3 separate regions of the Homo sapiens genome follow, and all the other regions are linked to region 1. The links are chromatin loops, found by intact Hi-C in ENCODE. Cell type or tissue: Caco-2. All regions are shown on one strand.

What was found. Peaks named below come from ENCODE experiments on the same cell type or tissue, not always from the same donor. Only the 100,000 strongest peaks of a DNase experiment are listed, where the experiment ranks them.
Region 2: a loop joins it to region 1, with 11 times the contacts of the local background. A loop is called at or near these places in 2 of 110 quality-filtered maps.
Region 3: it touches region 1 in a loop (3-fold over the local background); 2 of 110 quality-filtered maps call a loop at or near these places.

Annotation. Positions count from the first base shown.
Region 1 is chr20:51,906,696-51,914,695 of GRCh38, reverse strand. No RefSeq gene overlaps it. Among named protein-coding and RNA genes, the nearest start is that of LINC01429, 48 kb to the right of the region's middle. RefSeq lists a silencer at 7,228-7,404. In Caco-2, no CTCF peak of the experiment used is centred here; a DNase peak (open chromatin) is centred at 3,895; H3K4me3 peaks cover 240 bases.
Region 2 is chr20:51,653,466-51,661,465 of GRCh38, reverse strand. It overlaps ATP9A (ATPase phospholipid transporting 9A (putative)), which reads left to right. Exons shown (of 28, transcript NM_006045.3): 14 at 4,316-4,528. Among named protein-coding and RNA genes, the nearest start is that of ATP9A, 110 kb to the left of the region's middle. In Caco-2, no CTCF peak of the experiment used is centred here; no DNase peak of the experiment used is centred here.
Region 3 is chr20:52,027,189-52,035,188 of GRCh38, reverse strand. No RefSeq gene overlaps it. Among named protein-coding and RNA genes, the nearest start is that of ZFP64, 160 kb to the left of the region's middle. In Caco-2, no CTCF peak of the experiment used is centred here; DNase peaks (open chromatin) are centred at 1,718, 3,018, 3,398, 3,778 and 1 weaker place; H3K4me3 peaks cover 487 bases.

The DNA.
Region 1 (8,000 bases):
TTTAATCTGTGTTGACTGGGAGGATTATTTGATTTGAAGAGATCAGCTGAGCCGCCCCACACCGGAAGACCTGCCTCACCAGCCTGCACAATTATGAGATACATAGGTGGTTGTATTAAGCCATTAAGTGTTGAGGTGGTTTGTTATGCAGGAAACAAAGCTCTTTCTCTCTTTCTTTTTTTTTTTTCTTTTTTTCTTTTTTTTGAGACAGGGTCTCACTCTGTCACCCAGGGTGGAGTACAAAGATGCCATCACAGCTCACTACAGCCTCGAACACTTGGACTCAAGCGATCCTCCCACCTCAGCCTCCCAAGTAGCTGGAACTATAGGTGCACACCACCATACCTGGCTAATTTTTATTTTTTTATTTTTTTGCAGAGACAGAGTCTCACTATGTTGCTGAGACTGGTCTCAAACTCCTGGCCTCATCTGTCCTCTTGCCTTGTCCTCCCAATGTGCTAAGATTATAGGCAAAAGCCGCCATACTGGGGCCAAGGGAAAGCTGCCCCCATAGGCAGGATTGGGCTTACTATTTTTTTTTTAATTTAATTTTTTTTTTTTTTGAGACGGAGTTTCGCTCTCGTTGCCCAGGCTGGAGTGCAATGGCGTGATCTCTCTCACCGCAACCTCCACCTCCAGATTCAAGCGATTCTCCTGCCTCAGCCTCCCGAGTAGCTGGGATTACAGGCATGTGCCACCACGCCTGGCTAATTATGCATTTTTAGTAGAAACAGGGTTTCACCATGTTAGTCAGGCTGGTCTTGAACTTCTGACCTCAGGTGATCCACCTGTCTCAGCCTCCCAAAGTGTTGGGATTACAGGCGTGAGCCACCGCGCCCGGCAGACTTTCTAATCAGCACTCCCCATTTCTCCTATTGCAGAGAAGGAAGCAGATGCCCTACAAAGCCCATGTATAGTCACCCAACAAAATGTACTGGACGACTGCCATGCACCAGCCATTGGAGTAAGCACAAACATGTACAGCCCCTGACTTTGAGTATTCGAATAGATGGTAGTAGTCAAGTAGACAGATATTAAATCATTCAGCAAATAATGCTTGAGCTCTGCCATGTGCTAGACATTATTCCAGACAGGAGATAGAGCAATGAATGAAGAAAGCCCCTAATCTCATGGTGCTCACATGGGGTGGGGGCTGGGGGGTGGTAAGGGAAAGGAGATAATCAACAAAATTATCTAAGTAAAATGTATAATGTGTTAGATAGTGGTAAATGCTATGGATTTAAAAAAAAGTAGAGAGAGGAACCAGTGCTGATGGGTAAGGATTGTCATTTTATATCCGGAGGTCAGTGAAGGTCACAGAGAAGGTGATTTTTTTTTTTTTTTTTTTTAGACTTGAGTCTCACTCTATCGCCCAGGCTGGAGTGCAATGGCGTGATCTCGGCTCACTGCAATCTCTGCCTCCTGTGTTCAAGCGATTCTCCCACCTCAGCCTCCCGAATAGCTGGGATTACAGGTGCGTGCCACCACGCCCAGTTATTTTTTGTATTGTTAGTAGAGACAGGGTTTCACCATGTTGTCCAGGCTGGTCTTGAACTCCTGACCTCAAGTGATCTGCCCACCTTGGCCTCCCAAAGTGCTGAGATTACAGGCATGAGCCACCTCACCCCAATGAAGGTGATTTGAAGGAAGGACAGAGCAAGGGAGGAGAGGGGCATGGAATATGGGGGAATTGCCCCAGACCGAGGGCACAGCCAGTGCCAAGGTCCAAAGGCAGAGCCTCCTGGGGGACTCGTGGAGCAGTAAGGAGGCTGGTGTGGCTGGAGGAGCCAGCCAGGGGGGAGAAAGTAGGGTAGCTGTGGTCAGGAGTCAAGGGAGGCAGAGATTGTGGGGATTCGGGCGTCAGCTGAGACTGCACGTGAGCTATGTAGTCCAGCCTGCACTTCCGTGGCATCACTCAGCCTGCTGTGTGAAGAACAGGGCATGGGGCAGGAGGCAGCTGGGGAGTTAGCACCACGTCCCGATTTGGACCACGATGGGAGCAGTGGGGATGGAGAGAAGGGTCTGATTCCGAATCCGTTTTAACGATGAAGATGGATGGCTGGGTTGGATGGGAAAGCAGAGAAATCGAAAAGTCAAAGAAATCTCCTGTTTTTTTGTTTATTTGTTTGTCCGTTGTTTTGCCAGTGGTGGGATAGAGTTGCCAGGAGCCAAGCAGGTGAATCCTGTAAGAATGCAGATTTGAGGTTGACCAGGAGTTTGGTGGGGGTTTTTTGTTTGTTTGTTTTGAAATGGAGTCTCTTCTGTCACCCAGACTGGAGTGCAGTGGTGCAATCTCAGCTCACTGCCACCTCCGCCTCCTGGGTTCAAGCAATTCTTCTGCCTCAGCTGCTGAGTAGCTGGGACTCCAGGCACGCGCCACCACAGCCAGCTTGCTTATTTATTTATTTGTTTATTTATTTATTTATTTAGACAGAGTTTTGCTCTGTCGCCCAGGCTGGAGTTCAATGGCACGATCTCAGTTCACTGCAACCTCTGCCTCCGGGGTTCAAGCGATTCTGCTGCCTCAGCCTCCTGAGTAGCTGGGATTACAGGTGCCTGCCACTATGCCCGGCTAATTTGTGTATTCTTAGTAGAGACGGGGTTTCACCATGTTAGTCAGGCTGGTCTTGAACTCCTGACTGCATGTGATCCGCCCGCCTCGGCCTCCCAAGCGCTGGGATTATAGGCATGAGACACTGCACCTGGCCTTATTATTTATTTTCTAATACATTGTTAGGAAAGACAGTCAGACTTTAAGAAAATGGATCAACTCAGGAGAAAACGAAGGGAAGAGCTGAGAGACTAAGCCTGGGGTAAGAGGCTAGTGAGATGGCAGGAGAAGGGCAAGGAGCTGAGACTGGACCTCCCGTCCTTCTTTTCTCTTGCTCCCAACCTCACTCTTCCTGCTTTCCTTGGTCTCCCCAGCATCACCTGCCACCCCGTTCATTTCCATGGCCAAACCACCCCTGGGGAAAAAACACAGGAACACAAGCTCTGCCTCACAGCCATAATACAATAAAAAGCTAAAACAACCACAGCTCCCATTTATTGAGAATTCTCCTGGAAGTACAATATACACACACCCACACATCTATATATAAATACACACACACACATATCTATATATAAACACACACACACAATTACATGTGCAATATATACATATGCAACATGTGTACACGCGTATGTATACACACATGTATACCCTTAAAACAACCCTATGAGGTGGGGACTATTATTAGCCCCATTTTAGAAATGAGGACATCAGGTACAGAAATGTTAAGGAACTTGCCCAAGGCCAAGGTGGAGGAGGCCTGGGTTTAGACCCAGACAATCATATTCTAGATTCTACCTGCTTAACCATGATGCGATATGTTGGAAGGGTTTTAGATGGGTGAGGAACATCCTTAGAAAGCATTCTAAACAAGTGCCCATTTGATTTAGGGTATTTATGCATCTGGGACTATCTCAAGCCATAAGTTCTTCTGATTTCATAGTTTTTCAAATACCAAAAAACACTGTACCAACAAAAATGTTGGTATTGTAGTTTTCAAAGAATAGTGCCTTATTAAAAGGGATATTAAAATCTCAAAAAGTAGCTTTGCAGTGAGTAATGGCTAATGACAAATAAATTTTAAAAGGAAATGAGGGTGGCTGTTTGAGTAAATACAGTCCTAGACAAGGGGTGTGTCGAGAGCAGGATTGGAATTCCACAGAAGTCTTTTCAGCGTGGCTGTACAAGAAAAGGAGTCCTTAGCCTGCTATTTTATGTTTGATCATGTCCTCTTGTTAATAAACTTGCTGTGCTCCTATTTGGCAAGCTCCTGGCTATGCTGTAAAAAGGCATTGTCCCCAGAACGTATTTAAATTTCAAATGCATGCCCAATAAAACCGAGCCCAGCGCTGGTTAAATTCTCTGCATAACTCAAGGGGTTATTTCATTTCACTCCTGCTCTTAGGAGTTCTGCAATTGGGTTTTGTCCACCAGCCCCTGCCCCCAAGCCTGTCTTTCTTTCTCTCTGCAATCTGCTAGCGGCAATTAGCCTCAAAGATATACCTTTGTGCTCTGGTTTGGTTTAAAAAGGCATTAATCTTGGTTATAGGGAGAACACTCTATGCTAATGTGTGTTTTATTTTCAGCAAGTCTTATTGATCTGCACTTTCAATTCTTCCTTATTAATGTCCAGCAGCCCAACTTTTAAAGGGTCAAATTTCAAAGAGACTACATCCTCTCCTTGGGAAGTACTCCCCCCTCATATTTCTGGAAATGCAAGTAGAGTATCTGGCCCCTAATCTATATGCATGGATTGAGTCATAGAAGGCTAGAGGGTGCTGGTTCCGGCCCTGGAAGCTAAGGATATCCAAAGGAGAATTTCTAAAAGTCGTCACTGAACTTTTATAGAACGCTAAGAAAAAAAAGAAAACAGAAAATCACCTCTGAATTTGCAAATCTCTCTCTTTTGTTTTGGGACTATCTAAATGTAACTTTTCAATAGTTGCCTACCCCAAATGGTTTTCTCCTGCTATTTGTGGAAATTCCAAAGTTAGCCATTAGTCATTGGTGGCTATTGTTAATGACAGTAATATAAACTGAAGAGGAAAAAGATGATTCCAACCTCTAAACTTAAATTTTTAAAATACATTTCTTGTTTTGGAGTAATTTTAATTTCACCAAAAAGTTACAAAGACATTGTATTAAGAGTTCACACATACTCTCTACTCAATTTCCCCAGATTTTGACATCTTACATACCACGGTAACTGAGAAATGAACATTAGTAAAATACCGTTAACTGACCTCTAGACTTTATTTGGATTTTACTGATTTTTCCACTAATGTCTTGTTCCTGTTCTAGGATCTAAGATGCCACATTGCATTTTTAGTGGTTTCCTTTTTTCAAATCTTATTTTGGTTTTATTTCCGTTGACCTCCCCAGGATACCCCTCCCTCCTTCCCTCCTTTTTTTGGCCATTCAATAAAAAATCACAGAAACGTCGGCCGGGCACAGTGGCTCATGCCTGTAATCCCAGCACTTTGGGAAGCCAAGGCAGGTGGATTGCTTGAGGCCAGGAGTTCGAGACAAGCCTGGCCAACATGGCAAAACCCCGTCTCTACTAAAAATACAAAAATTAACTGGGTGTGGTGGTGCATGCCTGTAATCCCAGCTACTCGGGAGGTTGAGGCACAAGAATCACTTGAACCTGGGAGGCAGAGGTTGCAGTGAGCCGAGAATTGCACTACTGCACTCCAACCTGGGCAACAGAGTGAAACTCTGTCTCCAAAAAAAAAAAAAAGTCTCTTAAATAAAACCTTATTGTAAATTAATACGTATGTATTCTATAAGATGTTGGACAAGGTAAGTAAACAATAAAAATCACTCAATGATGGCTCACGCCTGTAATCCCAGCACTTTGGGATGCTGAGTCGGGTGGATGGCCCGAGGTCAGGAGTTCGAGACCAGCCTGGCCAACATAGTGAAACCCCATGACTACTAAAAATACAAAAAATTAGCTGGGCATGGTGGCACATTCCTGTAATCCCAGCTACTTGGGAGGCTGAGGCAGGAGAATCACTTGAACCCGGGAGGCAGAGATTGTAGTGAGCCCAGACTGCGCCATTGCACTGGAGCCTGGGCAACAAGAACAAAATTCTGTCTCAAAAAAAAAAAAAAAAAAAAAATCAGTCAGAATCTTATCCAAAAATGACAAGTATTATCTTTCTTTTCTTTTTTCTTTTTCTTTTTTTTTTTTTGAGACGGAGTCTCGCTCTGTCGCCCAGGCTGGAGTGCAGTGGCGCGATCTCGGCTCACTGCAAGCTCCACCTCCCGGGTTCATGCATTCTGCTGCCTCAGCCTCCCGAGTAGCTGGGACCACAGGCGCCCGCCACCACGCCTGGCTAATTTTTTTGTATTTTTTTAGTAGAGACAGGGTTTCACCATGTTAGCCAGGATGGTCTGGATCTCCTGACCTCATGATCTGCCTGCCTTGGCCTCCCAAAGTGCTGGGATTACAGGCATGAGCCACTGCGCCCAGCCACCAGTATTATCTTTCTATCCAATTTCCTATGTATAAAAGTAGCTATCCATCCTTCCAATTTCCTATGCATAAGAAAGACATGTGCATGTCTTTTACAAAAATGGCATCTTTTTTTTTTTTTTGAGTCTGAGTTTCACTCTTGTTGCCCAGTCTGGAGTGCAATGGCACGATTTCCCAATCTGAAGTACAACGGCTGCAACCTCCGCCTCCCGGGTTCAAGCAATTCTCCTGCCTCAGCCTCCTGTGTAGCTGGGATTACAGACATGCACCACCACACCCAGCTAATTTTTGTATTTTTAGTAGAGACAAAATTTCTCCATGTTGATCAGGCTGGTCTCGAACTCCTGACCTCAGGCGATCCACCTGCCTCAGCCTCCCAAAGTGCTGGGATTACAGGTGTAAGCCACTGTACCCGGGCATGGCATCATTTTTAATATATGTTTGGAAATTGGGTTTTTATCATATTAAAATATATATAACATAAATTTTAGCATTTCAACCATTTTAAAGTGTACAGTTTACTGGCATTAAATACATTCACAGTGTTATGCGTTGGTAACTGATTTTTAAAATTATTTCATAATCTTTTAATATCCCTGTTTTTCTGCACTTGCTAGATTATAAACTCTATAACAGTAGGACTTTTTTTTTTTTTTTTTTTTTTTTTTGAGATTGGGTCTCACTCTGTCACCCAAGCTGGAGTGCAGTAGCACAGTTGTAGCTCACTGCAGCCTCAAATTCCTGGGTTGAAGCCATCCTCCTACCACAACCTCTGGAGTATCAGGGACCACAGGCACACGCCACCACGCCTGGATAATTTTTCTATTTTTTTTGTAGAGACAGGGTCTCACTGTGTTGCCAGGGCTGGCCTCAAATTCCTGGGGTCAAGCAATCCTCCTGTCTTGGCCGCCCCCCACAAATTCTGGGATTACAAGCATGAGCCACCACACTCAGTCAAGGTAGGATTTTCAGACAAATAACTTTATTCCCATACCCCGATCAAAAATCTTGTCTACATGCATAAAACCTGTATAATTATTTACTTTATATTTTCCTTTAAAGCAACTCAAATTTCTACTTAGCCTAACCTTATATAATTGTCTTTTTGAAGTTATAGGCTTGATAAACTAGACATTCTTCTAATATGAATTAATGCAAATACATAACTACACAATTCAAATGTTCATCTACGTTTCGTCTTATATCATCTTGTGTACAACCAGCTCTGTGTGTACCACATTTTGGCAAACCAACTTTTTAATGTTTTTTTTTTTTTTTTTGGCTCTGTTGCCCAGGCTGGAGTACAGTGGCATGATCTCGGCTCACCACAACCTCCGCCTCCCAGGTTCAAGAGATTCTCCTGCCTCAGCCTCTCGAGTAGCTGGAACTACAGGCATGCGCCACCACACCTGGCTAATTTTTGTATTTTTAGTAGAGACAGGGTTTCACTATGTTGGCCAGGCTGGTCTTGAACTCCTGACCTCATGATCCACTCACCTCGGCCTCCCAAAGTGCCGGGATTATAGGCATGAGCCACTATGCCCAGCAGCAAACCAAGTTCTATAGCATCATATTTCATGGCTAAATAGATTTTAGATTTTTAAATTATTGACTTTATATATGTATGTACGTTCTATGAGTTTTAACATACTTTCAGAGTTGTGTAACCACCACTACAATAAGAATACAAAACAGTTCAAATGCCTCCTGCTGCCTCTTTGTAGACTTCTCTTATCTAGACAAACTGTGATTTCCCACAGTTGCTTCCTAGTTTTCTCTTTGATGATAAACTTGCTTCCTTTCAGTATTGTTGTGTTTGAAGCCATCTGGGATAGCTTGTAATCAATCTGGGATTTTTAAGCACTACTGTAAATCCTCACACAGACATAATTCTCTGTCTCCCTGAGATTTTATGCATTTATAAGGAAGTCATGATTCTTGTTACTGAGCACAACTGAAGACAGA
Region 2 (8,000 bases), 250 kb after region 1:
CTTGAGCCCAGAAGGTTGAGGCTGCAGTGAGCTGTGATCATGCCTCTTCACTCCAGCCTGGGCAACAGAGTGAGACCCTGTCTCAAAAAAAAAAAAAAGTGTATTTCAGTCAATTGCAACCCATTCCTAATATCCATTAATAGTATGAATGCCCATATGTGGTGAAGTTTTAACTGCATTTGGAAAGAAAACTGGCATTCCTGGTGACTCAACGTTTAATTTTTGTATTAATCTTTTCTGTAATAACAGGCTGGAGTTCTTGTCAGGAAATGGCCCTAGCTGTGGATTACTAATGGGAAAGGGAAGCCTATTTTCCCTGCCTTGGTGTCTCATTTATTGGCTGGGATGCTATAAATGACTCAGGGGCTTTATAGGATTCGAGACACCCGCCCAGGGGCCCAAGTCAGGGCCCTTTGTATTTGGAGATCTTAATTCCTCTCCCAATAGTGACCTGTGCTTGGTTCTGAAGTCACTTCTGACCTCGTGTGGAGCTGTTCTGCCCTCCCTCCCTCCATAAGGGGACCAGTGGTTTTTCCCCAGGGCAAAAAGAGTCATAACCTGCCTCTGTGGATGCCACATCTGTTTTTGTTTTCCCCTGGTATTTTTTAAGTAAGAAGAAATGTGTGTAGGTTAAAGGGCCTATGGGGAGGAGGTTAGAGATAAACACTGTACAATGTGAAACTCTTCCATATGGGGAATGTGAGGATGTTTGAAGGCCAGGCCTAAGACAGGCATCATCCAAACACAGCCCCTGGTCAGTTTCAGTGCCTTAAGGATGTATGCGCATGACCATTTGGTGTGCAAATGAGACTTTATTTAACAATTAAAAGAAGCAGTTTCAGCACCAATGAGTATTTCCTCTCCTTCCTGGAACATTTTAGTAGGAAAGGTGGGAAAGTATTAATTTAAGAGAGAAAGATATGTGGGTGGAGGCATTGAACCTGTGGCCTGTGATGTTGGTCAGGCTATCATAGTAGTCTTCTAATTCATTCGTTGTCAGATGGTCTCCTGAGTGAGGCCTTTGTCAACATCTGACCGTCTGTGGTTCTCTTTTTGCCTTGCTTGGGAATTGTTTCACCTGGAATACAAAATCCCATGGCTCTGTGTTATCCCATGTTTGAAATATTAGTGGAAGCATTTGACTTTTGTAGATATGAAAGCAGATTGCTTTACAAAATCCAGAAGTTCATGAAGGATGCCCTCAGTACAGCTTTTCATTTAAATCCGTGGATACTGAAACTTGCCAACCACAGTAATTACTTTGTCAAAGGTCTTGTTATTGCGCCTAATGTTAAATAACGATTTGGTCCAGGTGCTGAGGAATGCGGACAGAAATGAAGACACGTGTTCGTGGCTAGAACCTAAATTATAGAATTTTTTAAAAAAAGGGTTCTCGATTTAGTCTCTCCAATAGAGAACCTTTCTGTAAATCTTTTCTTTATAATTTTAGAGTTAAATTCTTTATAATTAAAAGCACTCGGCAAATAATGATTCATTTAAACCGGAGTTCTGATTCATTACTCTAATTATTGTTACCATGCAGTGCCCTTTGGCCTGGAAGTGAAACTCGTGTGCTCCTGACACCAGAGGTTAACAGAGCAGGAAGGCAGAGCGCTGTGTCCCCGCAGTGACCAGAATAATTTAGTAATTGTCTAATTACCTGAGGAGTCTAATGCTAATACTAAAAATAGTATTAAAAAATTAAGTGAAAGTCATTTTCTTGTTTCTTGTAACCCATCTGTTCTCTATTTTGGGCAATCGGGTGTCATGGGTGTAAAGTGCGACTCATTTTAAAGGATCAGATCACTTCTCTCCTGTTGGATAAATATGTTTTTAATAGAATGTAGAATCTGGTAACTCCATACACATTTCTAGCCTCCACAATTCAGTTGGCTGTGGATTCAGTAAGACTGTTGTAGGTGACCCCTTGTCTAAATCTGTGATTTAAAATCTGAAACTGATGTCGATTTCATAGTTGTTACTTCTTGAAAATGAAAAAAAATGCATGTCAATTGAGGACTCCCTACCACCACCTTGGGACTATTAAGTTATTAATTTAATTGTTCAGCAAATATCTGTTACATACCAGACACTGCCCTGGATACTAGGAATACAGTGATGAGTAACTCACTCAGGTGAGCCTTCTGTTTCTATGGTCTAATGAGAGGGAACCGTCAGGTAAATAGGCCAATTTAGACAATGAAGAGAGTAACACACAGGGTGTTGCCAAAATGTGACTTGCAACGGGAAGGCAAGTGGAGTGCCATGAACTGGGGGGCCCAGGAAGAGCCTCTTTGAGGAGGTAAAGTTGAATTGAGGCCTGAATGATGAGACTGAGCAAGCCAGCCCTGCAGTGAGCTGGGGGATGGGGTTCCAGGCAGAGGGCACAGCAAGTGCAGAGGCCCTCAGGCAGGAAGAAGCTTGGCAGTGCCCAAAGAACAGAAAGGCCAGCATGGCTGGAGCAGAGGGAACGGGAGGAAGATGGCATGAGGGACAGCTGGAGATGCAGGCAGGTGTTGATCAGATGCGAGGGCATTTGGCTTGTGTTCAACAATGAGCCTTCCCCCCCCCCCCCCCGCCAGTGGTCTTAATTTTCATTATATTCTAAAGCAGTAGAACCCTTTCTTCAAAGGAAGCCTAGGTGGGGGTCGGGCACGGTGGCTCACACCTGTAATCCCGGCACTTTGGGAGGCCGAGGCAGGCGGATCGCTTGAGGTCAGGAGTTCGAGACCAGCCTGGCCAACATGGTGAAACCCCATCTCTACTAAAAATACAAGAATTAGCAGGGCTTGGTGGCGGGCGCCTGTAATGCCAGCTACTCGGGAGGCTGAGGCAGGAGAATCACTTGAACCCAGGAGGCGGAGATTGCAGTGAGCTGAGATCATGCCACTGCACTCCAGCCTGGGTGACAGAGTGAGACTCATGTCTCAAAAAAAAAAAAAAAAAAAAGGAAGCATAGGTGGCACCCGATGTGTGACAGAGGAACGGAGCTGCAGGCTGCATCTCCCATCCTGCTGCAGTTGGTGGTGCTGAGCGGGTTTCTCAGGATTCCTGGGGCTCAGTGTGGAGCATGGATTGAAAACCACCTCTAGTTCACTCCTCTCCTGCCTCAGCCTCCCGAGTAGCTGGGATTACAGTGCCACCACACCCAGCTAATTTTTGTATTTTTGTAGAGACAGGGTTTTACCATGTTCGGCAGGCTGGTCTTGAACTCCTGACCTCAAGTGATCCACCCGCCTTGGCCTCCCAAAGTGCTGGTATTACAGGCGTGAGCCACCGTGCCCGGCCACTCCTCTCGTTGACAGGAAACAGCCTCAGAGGACAGACACCACTTGCTGCAGGTGTCCTAGCTGCTTGCCACCCATCCAAGAATAAGGCTTAGCTTTGGTTACCCTTCAGTGCTCTTTTTACCATGTTGCTCAAAACCATTTTTCCAAGACTTAACCCATTCCTGGCCTTTCAGGGGCTGAGCTGTGTTGCCAGTTGGAAAGGAAGGGATGGAGAAGGCCAGTTGTATGCCATGGAGCTGCCTCTCAGGCAAGAGCTGGGGTCTAAAGTCAGCCTGCAAGGCAAAACTTGAGCACAGTTACCATTACACCCGAAAGTCTAGCTTCAGTGGGGAGCCAGGTGCCGTTTTGCAGTGAGTCCCATCCGGCCAAGGTTTCCTCTGGCTGTTCCTGACGCCTTGCTGGACTGCCCTGGATTGCTTGTTGCTGATGGTTGTTACTTGCATACGGTACCAGATGAGGTTGTTGCCTTCTGTTGTAAACCAAGAAGATTGTGAGCTTAAACAGTGGTTCTAAGCCGAGGGTGATTTTGGCCTCTATTGGACATTTGGTGACATATCTTGTCACAACTAGGGGAGTGCTGCTGGCGTCCAGCGCATCTGGTGGCTGGAGGACAGGGATGCTGCTGAACACCCTATATAATGTCCCCCAACATAGGAGTACCCAAGTGGGGAAGCCCTGCTCTGAACTACCGGGATCCCTTTCAGTGCAGTGGGGTCCTCATTCTGTCAAAAGCCCCCGACACCACCCCAGGGAGGATAGATTCACTCAATCTGCAGGTAGAATCGTTCTCGTTCATTAAATTGTATTTTTTTTCCTCTGTCTCTTTTTCTTTTTTTTTTGCCGAGCATAAATGACAAACCCTGAAAATTGCATGTCATTTATTTGCAGCATCATTGTAGATATATCTAAGGGTTCTGTGTGTTGGAACAGTAGAAAAAAGAAACAATAGCTGCACGGCTGTTCTTCCACTCTCCAAATCATTCCTGCCTCTGGTCATCTTCCTTGTTCATTTCTCCTTCCTGTAGCAATCCCAGGACCCACCGGCTCAGAAGGGCCCAACGCTCACCACTAAGGTCCGGCGGACCATGAGCAGCCGCGTGCACGAAGCCGTGAAGGCCATCGCGCTCTGCCACAACGTGACTCCCGTGTATGAGTCCAACGGTGTGACTGATCAGGCTGAGGCCGAGAAGCAGTACGAAGACTCCTGCCGCGTATACCAGGCATCCAGCCCCGATGAGGTAAACCTGGGCAGGTGCAGCAAGGCATGGGGAGGCCCTGCTTGTTTTCTCTGTGCTGGAATTAGGCGTTTTCTAAGGAAGCAATGTGTCAGGGCAGACAGGAGCCAGGATGATGCAGGGCTGCTGGGAAACACATTTTCAAATACAAGAAAGAAACGCCTTTCCTCTAAAAAGAATAGCCTTGGACTTGAGGTATAGTCTGAATTAGGAAAGTTAGAGATTTTGTTTTGTAACTCAAAAGGCCAGCATAACAGGGCACAAGGTCCCATTTAAACCACATACTTTAAAAAAGATGTAAATAATTAAGATCTTAATTAAGATAAACTCCACATTCCATACAGTCTACCTATTTAAAGTATGACTTTTTTATTTTATTTTTTTCCCCGAGATACAGTCTCACTCTTTTGCCCAGGCTGGAGTGCAGTGGCGTGATCTCGGCTCACTACAACCACCCACTCTGGGGTTCGAGCGATTCTCCTGCCTCAGCCTCCTGAATAGCTGGGATTACAGGCACCCACCACCATGCCCGGCTAATTTTTTGTATTTTTAGTAGAGATGGGGTTTCACCATGTTGGCCAAGCTGGTCTTGAACTCCTGACCTCAGGTGATCCACTGGCCTTGGCCTCCCACAGTGTTGGGATTACAGGCGTGAGTCACTGCGTTGGTGAGTATGGCTTCTTAATATAGTTAGTATATTTTGGGATTTTTTTTTTTTTTTGCAACCATCATCACAATCAAATTAGGATATTTTTATCACCCCAAAGGAAATTCTATACCCACTTTCCTGCTGTACTCCCTTGTCTTCCTCATTCCTCCAGCCCTAAAGCACCCACTAATCTACTTTCTACCTCTATAGATTTGCCTATGACAGACACTCCAAACATCTGGAACCATACAATAGGTGGCCTTTTGTGATTGGCCTGTTTTACTTAGTGTGATGTTTTCAAGATTCATCCATGCATATTCACTCATCAATGCTTCATTCCTTTTTATCACTGAATAATAATCTGTTTATGGATATATTACATTTTATTTATCCATTCATCAATTAATGCACATTTGGATTTTTTTTTTTGTCTATATAGATAATGCTGCTATGGACAATTGTGTACAAGTATTTGAGTGGGTGTAGATTTCTGTTTCTCTTGGGTATATACCTAGGAGTGGGTTGGCAATGTCATATGGTGACTCTATAGTTAACCTTTTGAGGAGCTGTCTGTCTGTTTTCCAAAAGTGGCTGCGCTATTTTACGTATCTACCAGCAACGTATGACAGTTTCCGTTTCTCCACATCTCGGTCAATCCTTGTTACTGTCAGTTGTTTGGATTCTGGACGTTCTAGTCAGTGTGGAGCGGTATCTCATTGTGGTTTTGATTTGTATTTTCCGGATGGCCCCTGATGTTGAGCGTCTTTTCGTATGCTTATTGGCCATTTGTTTATCTTCTTTGGAAAAATGTCTATCCATATCCTTTATCCATTTTCACTTTGTCTGTTTTTCTTTTTGTTGTTGAGGTGTTGTTTGTTTGTTTTTGTTTTGCTCTGTCACTCAGGTTGGAGTGCAGTGGCACGATCTTCCCGGCTCCATCTCCCAGAGTGCTGGGATTTTAGGTGTGAGCCACAGCGCCCGGCCACCTTTCAATATCTTTTAATTTACTTTTTAAAACGTGAATTTTCCTATTGATATAGTTTGTATCCTCCTTTTTTCACTTACTATTTTATCATTTCTGTTTTCTAATCATCTTGAATATTATTGAAAGCATTCTTTAAGAATTGCTACCTATGCATATACCCTAATATCCTAACTATTCTCATAATTGGAACTTCTCATACTGTAGGAACTTAGGTTATTCCTAATTTTTAGCAATGATATTTATAAGTATTTTGCAATGAACATCCTTACACCTTATAATTCTAGAAGTGGCGTGATTGGGTTTATGAATTCAAGAGATACTTTTGAGTAGACTAACACTGTGATATTAGTGCTAACAAGACAGCCCCAGGCCCCTAGGGAGGAGGCTTGTGTGACACAGTATAGTGTGTGACTTACTCCCGGGATCCAGCTCCACACTTGGGCAGTTACTTATGCTTGCTGTGCCTCCAGATCTGTGCCATGGAACCCCCACAGTGGGGCTGTTGTGAAGCCCCAAGTAGGCAGTCAGTATATCTTGTGGGTCAAATTGAATGAGTATTTTATTTTTAGAGATGGGGTCTTGCTATGTTGCCCAGGCTGGAGTAGTGCAGCGGCTCTTGATAGGTGCAATCATGGCTCACTGCAGCCCTGAACTCGTGGGTATGAGCCATCCTCCCACCTCAGCCTCCTGAGTAGTCAGGACTACAGGCGTGTGCCACCATGCCCGGCTTTAAATGAGCATAAGGCTCATGGTAACTATGGCCAGAGTGCTTCCCAGAATTTTTTTTTTTTTTTAAACATTTAACTCTTGTACCAACATTGGGAGGAATCCCAATTTTTTTTTTAACCCATTTTAGGAAGAATGGGGCTCCTAAAGTTCTGGACCAATTTGCAAGTATCAGTGAGCCTGCGGTTCCTGGCGGTTGGGGGATGGCACAATGAACATCTTTCCCAAAGTTCACAAATGGAAGAACGCTTGAGTGTCATCTTCTGTGTCCTGGTGCTTCTTTCTCCCTTTTTTGGGCAGTGGAATTTGTCACCTGGGAGACTCCTCCTTCCAGCCTGCAGGGTGTTTGTGGAATAGCTCAAGCTATAAAACCCAGTTCATCCGTGACTGTTGACATTTGAACCAGGCTTTTTAGGAGTGAAAAATGTTGTACACCCCTGGCTACCTTCTGAGATGGGAATTGTGTGCAGAAAGAGAGAGGGGGAGGGAGGGTAGGTTTGGGTGATTGTCCTGATCTACTTGGACTTGTGCCATAGTAAGTGACAATTTCAGGTTTATCATCATTTCTTCTTTCTGTGGCTTGGCAGGTTTAGTCTGTTTTTCCCTTTGGGAATGATACTGTGGAATAGCGATGTCAGAGAGGGCCATATTTTTGGTAGCTATGGACTTGGAACCAGTAACCTGTGGGTATTTGATGGAATTCAAATTTATTTTATTTTATTTGAGCTCCTGACCTCAAGTGATCCTTCAGCCTCCCATAGTGCTGGGACTACAGGCGTGAGCCACCGTGCCAGGCCTTTTTTTTTTGCTCTGTCGCCCAGGCTGGAGTGCAGTGGTATGATCTCGGCTCACTGCAACCTCCACCTTCCGGGTTCAAGCGATTCTCATGCCTCAGCTTCCCAAGTAGTTGGGATTACAGAAGTGCGCCACCATGCCTGGCAAATTTTTGTATTTTTAGTAGAGACAGGGTTTTCCCCATGTTAGCCAGGCTGGTCTCAAACTCCTGAGCTTAAGTGATCTCTCTGCCTCAGCCTCCTAAAGTGCTGGGGTTACAGGCGTAACCACCGCACCCAGCGGAATTCAAATTTGAGCAAGCTCCAGATGCTGATGATCTG
Region 3 (8,000 bases), 120 kb before region 1:
AAAAGGAGTACGTGAACATTGCAAAAAACTTATAAAATACATATATAAGGAAAGAAAAAAATTAACCACTACCCCACCACCCAGAGATAACCACTGACTGTTAAGATCTTGGTGTTATTGAGGTCAGGAGTTCAAGACCAGCCTGGCCAACATGGCAAAACCCCATCTCCACTAAAAAATACAAAAAATTAGCTGGGTGTGGTGGCGGGTGCCTGTAATCTCAGATACTCGGGAGGCTAAGGCAGGAGAATTGCTTGAATCTGGGAGGCAGAGGTTGCAGTGAGCCAAGATCGTGCCACTGCACTCAGCCCGGACAACAGAGCGAGACTCTATCTCAGAAGAAAAAGGGAAATAATCATGATCTTGTAGGACTGTCATAAGGATCACATAAGCTAACACATGTAAACAGCTGATGCATGGTCTGGCATATGTTAGCTTTAGCTATGATTTTGCCAGATTGTTTTTTAATTATGTGCAACAATTAATCGTTAAAATAGCCGGCTATTTCAGTTGCTTTCTATTTTTCGCTGGTTTACATAAAAGTGCAGTGAGCTTATATAGGTAAAATTTTGTGGCCGGGCCCGGTGGCTAACACCTGTAATTCCAGCACTTTTGGAGGCTGAGGCGGGTGGATCATGAGGTCAGGAGTTCAAGACCAGCCCAGCCAAGATGGTGAAACCCTATCTCTACTAAAAATACAAAAAAAAATTAGCCAGGCTTGGTGGCGGATGCCTGTAATCTCAGCTACTCGGGAGGCTGAGGCAGAGAATTGCTTGAACCCAGGAGGTGGAGGTTGCAGTGAGCAGAGATTGTGCCACTGCACTCCAGCCCGGGCAACAGAGCAAGACTCTGTCTCAAAAAAAAAAAAAAAAAACTTTCTGCATATCCTCAATTATTCTCTTAGGGAAAAATATTCGTGATGATTGGTCATAAGCTTCTCTCCCCAATCAAGCTGTTTCTCTTATTATATAATGATTTCTTCTGCTTTGTTTTTCTATCACCAAATGTCTCATATCTCATAGATCGTACGAACAGCCCTCAAGCAATAGTTGTTGAATGAATAAATATATAAATAATGAGAAGCATACTTTATTTTCCTAGTATAAGCTTGTGTTAGTCCGTTTTCACGCTGCTAATAAAGACATACCCGAGACTGGGCAATTTACTAAAGAAAGAGGTTTAATGACTTAGACTTCCACATGGCTGGGGAGGCCTCACAATCATGGCAGACGGCAAGCAGGAGCAAGTCATATCTTACGTGGATGGTGGCAGGCAAAGAGATTGGTCAGGAAAACTCCCCTCATTATACCATCAGGTCTCATGAGACTCACTGTCACAAGAACAGCATGGGAAAGACCTGCCCCCATGATTCAAGTACCTCCCACCGGGTCCCTCCCACAACGCGTGGGAATTCAAGATGAAATTTGGGTGGGGACACAGCCAAACCATAGCAAAGCTGACGTATTAATATGCTCTGCCGTCAGTGTTTCATAAATGGCACATGGTGGGAACCTATGGGAGAGGCTGCCCTTTACCTTAGTTAGCCATTCTTTTCTTCCCTATAAACAGAAACCCTTACTGTTAACAGGATTCTTTGCTGTCCAGAATAAAGACTACATTTCCCAGCTTCCCTTACAACTAGGTATGGTCATGTGACTGTTCTGAAAAATGAGATGTAAATGCATGTGTCACAGGCGACTTCCCAATAACAGCCTTAGGGAAGGAGTGGGGTCTATCTGCTGCCCCTCCTCTTTACTGCTAGGTAAATGTTGACGTGCTCTCCGGAGCTCATGCTTCCATATTGAACCACAGTGAAAACTACAAGTTGAGAATAGTAGAACAGATAGAACGAGCCCCAGTTCCTGATAATCATGAAATCACCATATTGGCTCTGTACTGCCTATAGATATGCAAGAAAAATAAACTTCTCTCTGTGTTTAAACCACTGTTACTTTAAGTTTTCTATCTTTCCTAGCCAGACCTAATCCTAACTGATTTGGGGCTCAATAACTTTTTGTTGACTGATGGAATGGATAGTGTATGCATAGATTCTATAGGTTTGCATTTTGCAAAGCATTTTCTCAAGCATTAATTTGTTTAATTTGGTAAAAGTAAAAAACTACTTTCCCAATCCTATAACTTCTAAAACCTACTAGCCTCTGATATTTTCTGTAATGTGATATGTCATGTAGGATGCATTTGTGCACAAAGGTAACACAATATGGCTTGGACAAAGACGTTTAATTGTCTCAGAAAACAAAAATCTTGCATCTCCAAAAGATTCAACAGTGTCATCCAGGACAGGGGCACGTCCTATCCTCCACATGACCTTCCTCAGCACTTCACTGATGTCTTACTTCATTGTCCCAGGACAGCTGCCACTGCAACCAATATCATATTCTCTCTCTCTCTTTTTTTTTTTTTGAGACAGAGTCTCTCTCTGTCACCCAGGCTGGAGTGGAGTGGTACAATCTCAGCTCACTGCAACCTCCACCTCCCGGGTTCAAGCAATTCTGCTGCCTCAACCTCCCGAGTAGCTGGAATTACAGGCGTGCACCACCACACCGGGCTTGTTTTTGTATTTTTAGTAGAGACAAGGTTTCACCATGTTGGCCAGGCTGGTCTCAAACTCCTGACCTCAAGTGATCCGCCTGCCTCAGCGTCCCAAAGTGCTGGGATTACAGGTGTGAGCCACCATGCCTGGCCTACAACAAAGTCTTATGCAAAAAGAGCTACAAAGCCTTCACAGGTATGGTGTCTTTTACCAGAATGAAACAGTCCCTCTCCTTAAGGCATAACAAACAACATCTTCCGAAGCCACGCCAAGAAGTGTGTTCAGATCATGTCTTCATTCTTCTGAATTTCAAGTGAAAGAGCTGCCTTCTTGGAACTTTGTAGAAATCTAAGATGTGTACTAGAGCTGCTCAAAGACCTGCCATTTACTTACTGTACTTGTGTTATCAAAGACTCCATAAAATCAAGTGATTTCCTCTGCTTTTGTCCAGGCCGCCAAAGAACGTGGCGCTTAGTCACTTCAGATTCCCTTCTGTCTGTGATCCCCTCTGAGAAATAAAGCCATAAATATGCTGAGTTCTGTTGACATTCACACCGGAAATAGCACAGAGCTCCAAGTATTGTGGTCTCCTTTCCGATTTTATTGCTAAACAGCAAGAAAAACAGCAGAGGGGCTTTCCTGGCGAGTCAGAGAAATGCAACGTGGTTTTTTGTGTGTTTTTTTTTCTCCGCAAGACAGAGGAAACTATCTCTTCACACCATTGCCAAAGCCAAGAGACTTCGAATGAACAGATAGAGCCCAGAGCAGAACAAACACCATTTGATAAAATGCTTAGAGCACGTCTCCCCACACGGGCAGGGACTATGAGCGTCTGAAAAGCAGAGGTCCGGCCTCCCCTCCTCCCCAACTCAAGGTTGAAAATATCAACAACATTCCTGTCCACTGTAATCAAATACTTACGCAAAAAGCTATGGAATGCACAATAATTTGTCAGGCATCCTTTTAGCAGAGTCCACTAGAGCAAACTCTGGTAGGCTTCCTTGACCCTCAGAGACTGTGCCCTTTAACCTTATTTGGGTCTCTTTTATGGGGGCCTTCACTCTGACCAGATGGCTAAACTATCAAAGGGTTTTATGAGTAAAAACTGCTTTCCCAACTCGTAAGTTGTATATTTCTTTCCATGTTAATGTGAACTATCAACCCAGAGGCTTTAAATTGAAAACACAAGAGGTGTCCTGCAGCTGGGGCTCCCCCCGCCATCCCAGCATTGTGTGTGACCACAAGGGTGATGGGTGTTTGCAGAGAAAACAGCTGACACCCAGATGAGGACAATTTCAGCTAAATATTTAAAATGGCCATCAAGAAAGGAATGATTGATTGATTTTTTTTTTTTTTTTTTTTTTTGGTTCAGGCCATGATCTTTTATCAAGCTGCAGGCAAACATGCTTCCTACATAAATCCAAACTGTATCTTTCTTTTCTTCCATCCCATCCTGTGCATCCACTTTTCAGGGAGGCTGGGTGGCAAATTAAACATAATTAGATCAAATTCTGTGGAATCCAAAGTAGAAAAGGATGCTGTCTCTCAATGTTGAATTTCAAGTTAAATAGTCCTGAGACCTTGAATTGGCTGTATGTGTACACTTATAGTTTGTTTTGTATAATTCTTGAAAATTTTCATAAGAAATGATCAGGATGAGTTGATGCAACGAATATTTATGAGTGAAAACCAGGAGGCTGACACTGTTCTAACACTTAGCAGGCTGCGTGAACAAGAGAGCAGACACTTCATTGAGAAAGTGCTTATGTTCTAGTGGAGAGACGAACAACAAAGAACCCCAAAATGGCAGGTGGTAATAAGCAATGGGACAGGACAGTGGGACAGGGGCTAAGTGCATAGATTCTGCATGGTTAGGAAAGACCCCACTGGGGAGGTGATGACAAAGTAAAGATCTGAATGAGAAGAAGGAGAACAACTCAGGAAGATGTGGCTAGCGCTCCCATTAGACATGTAACGTGCAGCCGGGCGCGGTGGCTCATGCCTGTAATCCCAACATTTTGGGAGGCAGAGGCAGGTGGATTGCTTGAATCCAGGGATTTGAGACCAGCATGGGCAACATAGTGAGACCCTGTCTCTACAAAAAAATACAAAAATTAGCCAGGTGTGGTGGTGCACACCTGTAGTCCCAGCTACTCAGGAGGCTGAGCCCAGGAGATAGAGGTTGCAGTGAGCTACGCTTGCCCCAAATGTACTGTACCAGCCTGGGTGGCAGAGTGAGACTCTGTCTCAAAAAAAAAAAAAAAAAAGAAGTAATGTGAGCCATGTCTGTAATGCTAAAATTTTCTAGTAGCCAGATTTTAAAAAGTAAAAGGAAATGTATGGAAATAATTTAATATATTTTATATTTTTAGTTTATTTCTATTATAATTTATTATATATATTTTTATTTTGTTACTTATTTAATAATACTAGATATATATTTCTGAGACAGTGTCTTGTTCTGTCACCCAGGCTGGAGTGCAGTGGCACATTCATATCTCATTTCCACCTCGAACTCCTGGGCCCAAGCAGTCCTCTTGCCTCAGCCTCCTGAGTAGCTAGGACTATAGGCATGAGCCACTGTGCCTGGCCTATTTTATTATATTTAGATCCATATGTACTATTATATTTTCTAGTAGCTATATTTTAAAAGGGTAAAAAGAAATGGGTGAGCCGTATGCAGTGGTGTGAGCCTGTAGTCTCAGAGTTTCTCAGGAGGATGAGGTAGGAGGATGGCTTGAGCCTAGGAGTTTGAATCTACCCTGGGCAACATAATGAGACCCAGTCTTATAATAATATGAAGAAGAAAAGAAGAAGGAGGAGGAGGAAAAGGAGGAGGAGGGGGAGGAGGGGGAGACGGAGGAGGAAGAAAGAAGAAATGGGTAGAAACAATTTTAATATATTTTATTTTTATTTTTATTTTTTATTTTTTCTTCTTTTTTTTGAGACAGAGTTTCAGTCTTGTCACCCAGGCTGGCATGCAATGGCATGGTCTCGGCTCACTGCAACCTCTGCCTCCCAGGTTCAAGCGATTCTCCTGCCTCAGCCTCCCACGTAGCTGGGATTACAGGCATGCACCACCATGCCCAGCTAATTTTTGTATTTTCAGTAGATAGGGTTTCACCATGTTGGCCAGGATGGTCTCAAACTCCTGACATCAGGTGATCCACCTGCCTCAGCCTCCCAAAGTGCTGGGATTACAGGCATAAGCCACCGTGCCTGGCCAATTTTAATACATTTTGTTTGATTTTAATAATATATTTATTTGCATTGTCATCATTTTTATTTATTTTAAATTTTTAATTTTGCTTATTTGTTTATTTAATAATACATTTTATTATATTCAACTCATATGTAGTGTTAAATTTTCTCATAGCCAGTTTTAAAAGATTTTTAAAAAGAACACAGAAAAAACAGGTACAACAAGCCAGGCATGGTGGCACACACCTATAGTCCCAGCTACTCGGGACATTGATGTGAGAACACAAGTTGAGCCCAGGAGTTTGAGGCCAGCCTATGAAATGCAGTGAGACCCTGTCTCTAAATAAATAAATAAAAAGGAAAAAACCAAGTAAAATAATTTTAATAATATCTTTTATTTTTATTTAATCTATTTTTTTCCAAAATATTGTCATTTCAAAATGATTTTCAAAAATGTTTTTTAAAAAGTAGATGAAAGGCCAGGCGCGGTGGCTCAAGCCTGTAATCCCAGCACTTTGGGAGGCCGAGGTGGGCGGATCACGAGGTCAGGAGATCAAGACCATCCTGGCTAACACGGTGAAACCCCATCTCTACTAAAAATACAAAAAATTAGCCGGGTTCGGTGGCGGGCGCCTGTAGTCCCAGCTACTCGGGAGGCTGAGACAGGAGAATGGCGTGAACCCGAGAGGCGGAGCTTGCAGTGAGCCGAGATCCCGCCACTGCACTCCAGCCTGGGTGAAAGAGCGAGACTCCGTCTCAAAAAAAAAAAAAAGTAAATGAAATATTTTACATTCTTCTTTTCATACCAAGTCTTCACAATCGTGTGTATTTTACACCAACAACACACCTCAATCTAGACTGTAAATTCTCACTAGAAGTACTTGATCTGAATTCAGGTTTCATACAGTTGACAGTCACAAAGGTAGATTCCTATATCCCAGTTGTACTAAAGATACTTAAAAGTTTTCTAATAACTGAGTGAAGTTGTTAGATGTTTTCTAATTACTGAGTGAAGTTATTAGATGTTTTCTAACTACTGAGTGAATTTATCAGTTTTGAAGTTTTAATGCAGATTAAGTAAAATGAAAAATCCAGTTCTGGCAGGGCAAGGTGGTTCAGGCCTGTAATCCCAGAACTTTGGGAGGCCGAGGCAGGTGGATTATCTGAGATCAGGAGTTCAAGACCAGCCTGGCCAACATGGGGAAACCCCATCTCTACTAAAAATACAAAAATTAGCCGAGCGTGGTGGCATGTGCCGGTAATCCCAGCTACTCAAGGAGGCTGAGGCAGGAGAATCGCTTGAACCCGGGAGGCGGAGGTTGCAATGAGCCAAGATAGTGCCACTGCATTCTGGGGGAGAGAGCGAGACTCTGCCTCAAAAAAAAATAAAAAATAAAAATCCAGTTCCTCCCATGCACCAGTCACATCTCAAGTGTGGAGTCACCACCTGGGCCATGTGGCGACCTGATGGACAGCAGAAGTCTGGGGAAGGACATCAGAGGCCCAAGAACAACTAGAGCAAGCTCTGGAAGCTGGGAAGAGCTTGGCATATGCCAGGAGCAAAGGGTGGCCAGGAGCTGCAGGGCACCCAGACAGGGAGGAGCGGCAGGGATGGGCTGCCAACACCTTGCATCTCCTTGGATCCACAGGCTGGGTGAAGAGCTCGGATTGACCATACTTGTTAGTCCCCAGTTGGTAAGAGGGATGCAAGACCAGGATAAATTTCTCTGTGATAGCTTGGAGAGTACCGTATCAAGAGGAAAGTAACATGTCCATGACGTAGAACCTAGGAACACACCCTCAGGAATGTCCCAAGGTCATAAGGAAGCTCACGGCATGGCTGGAATGGCAAAATATTGCCAACAGCCTAAATATCCACCAGGCAGGGGAAGGGTAATAGACTGTGATCTGTTCCCAAAAGGATCATCACTGCAATTGAAAAGAATCATATGTGTCAACACGTCATATCTTTTTTTGTTTTGTATTTTGTTTTTTGTGTTTTTTTTGAGGCAGAGTCTTGCTCTGTTGCCCAGGTTGAAGTGCAGTGGTGCAGTCTCAGCTCACTGCAACATCCACCTCTTGGGTTCAAGCGATTCTTCTGCCTCAGCCTCCAGAGTAGCTGGGATTACAAGCACCCACCAGCACGCCTGGCTAATTTTTGTATTTTTAGAGAGGCAGGATTTCACCATGTTGGCCAGGCTGGTCTTAAACTCCTGACCTCAGGTATTTGCCAGCCTCGGCCTCC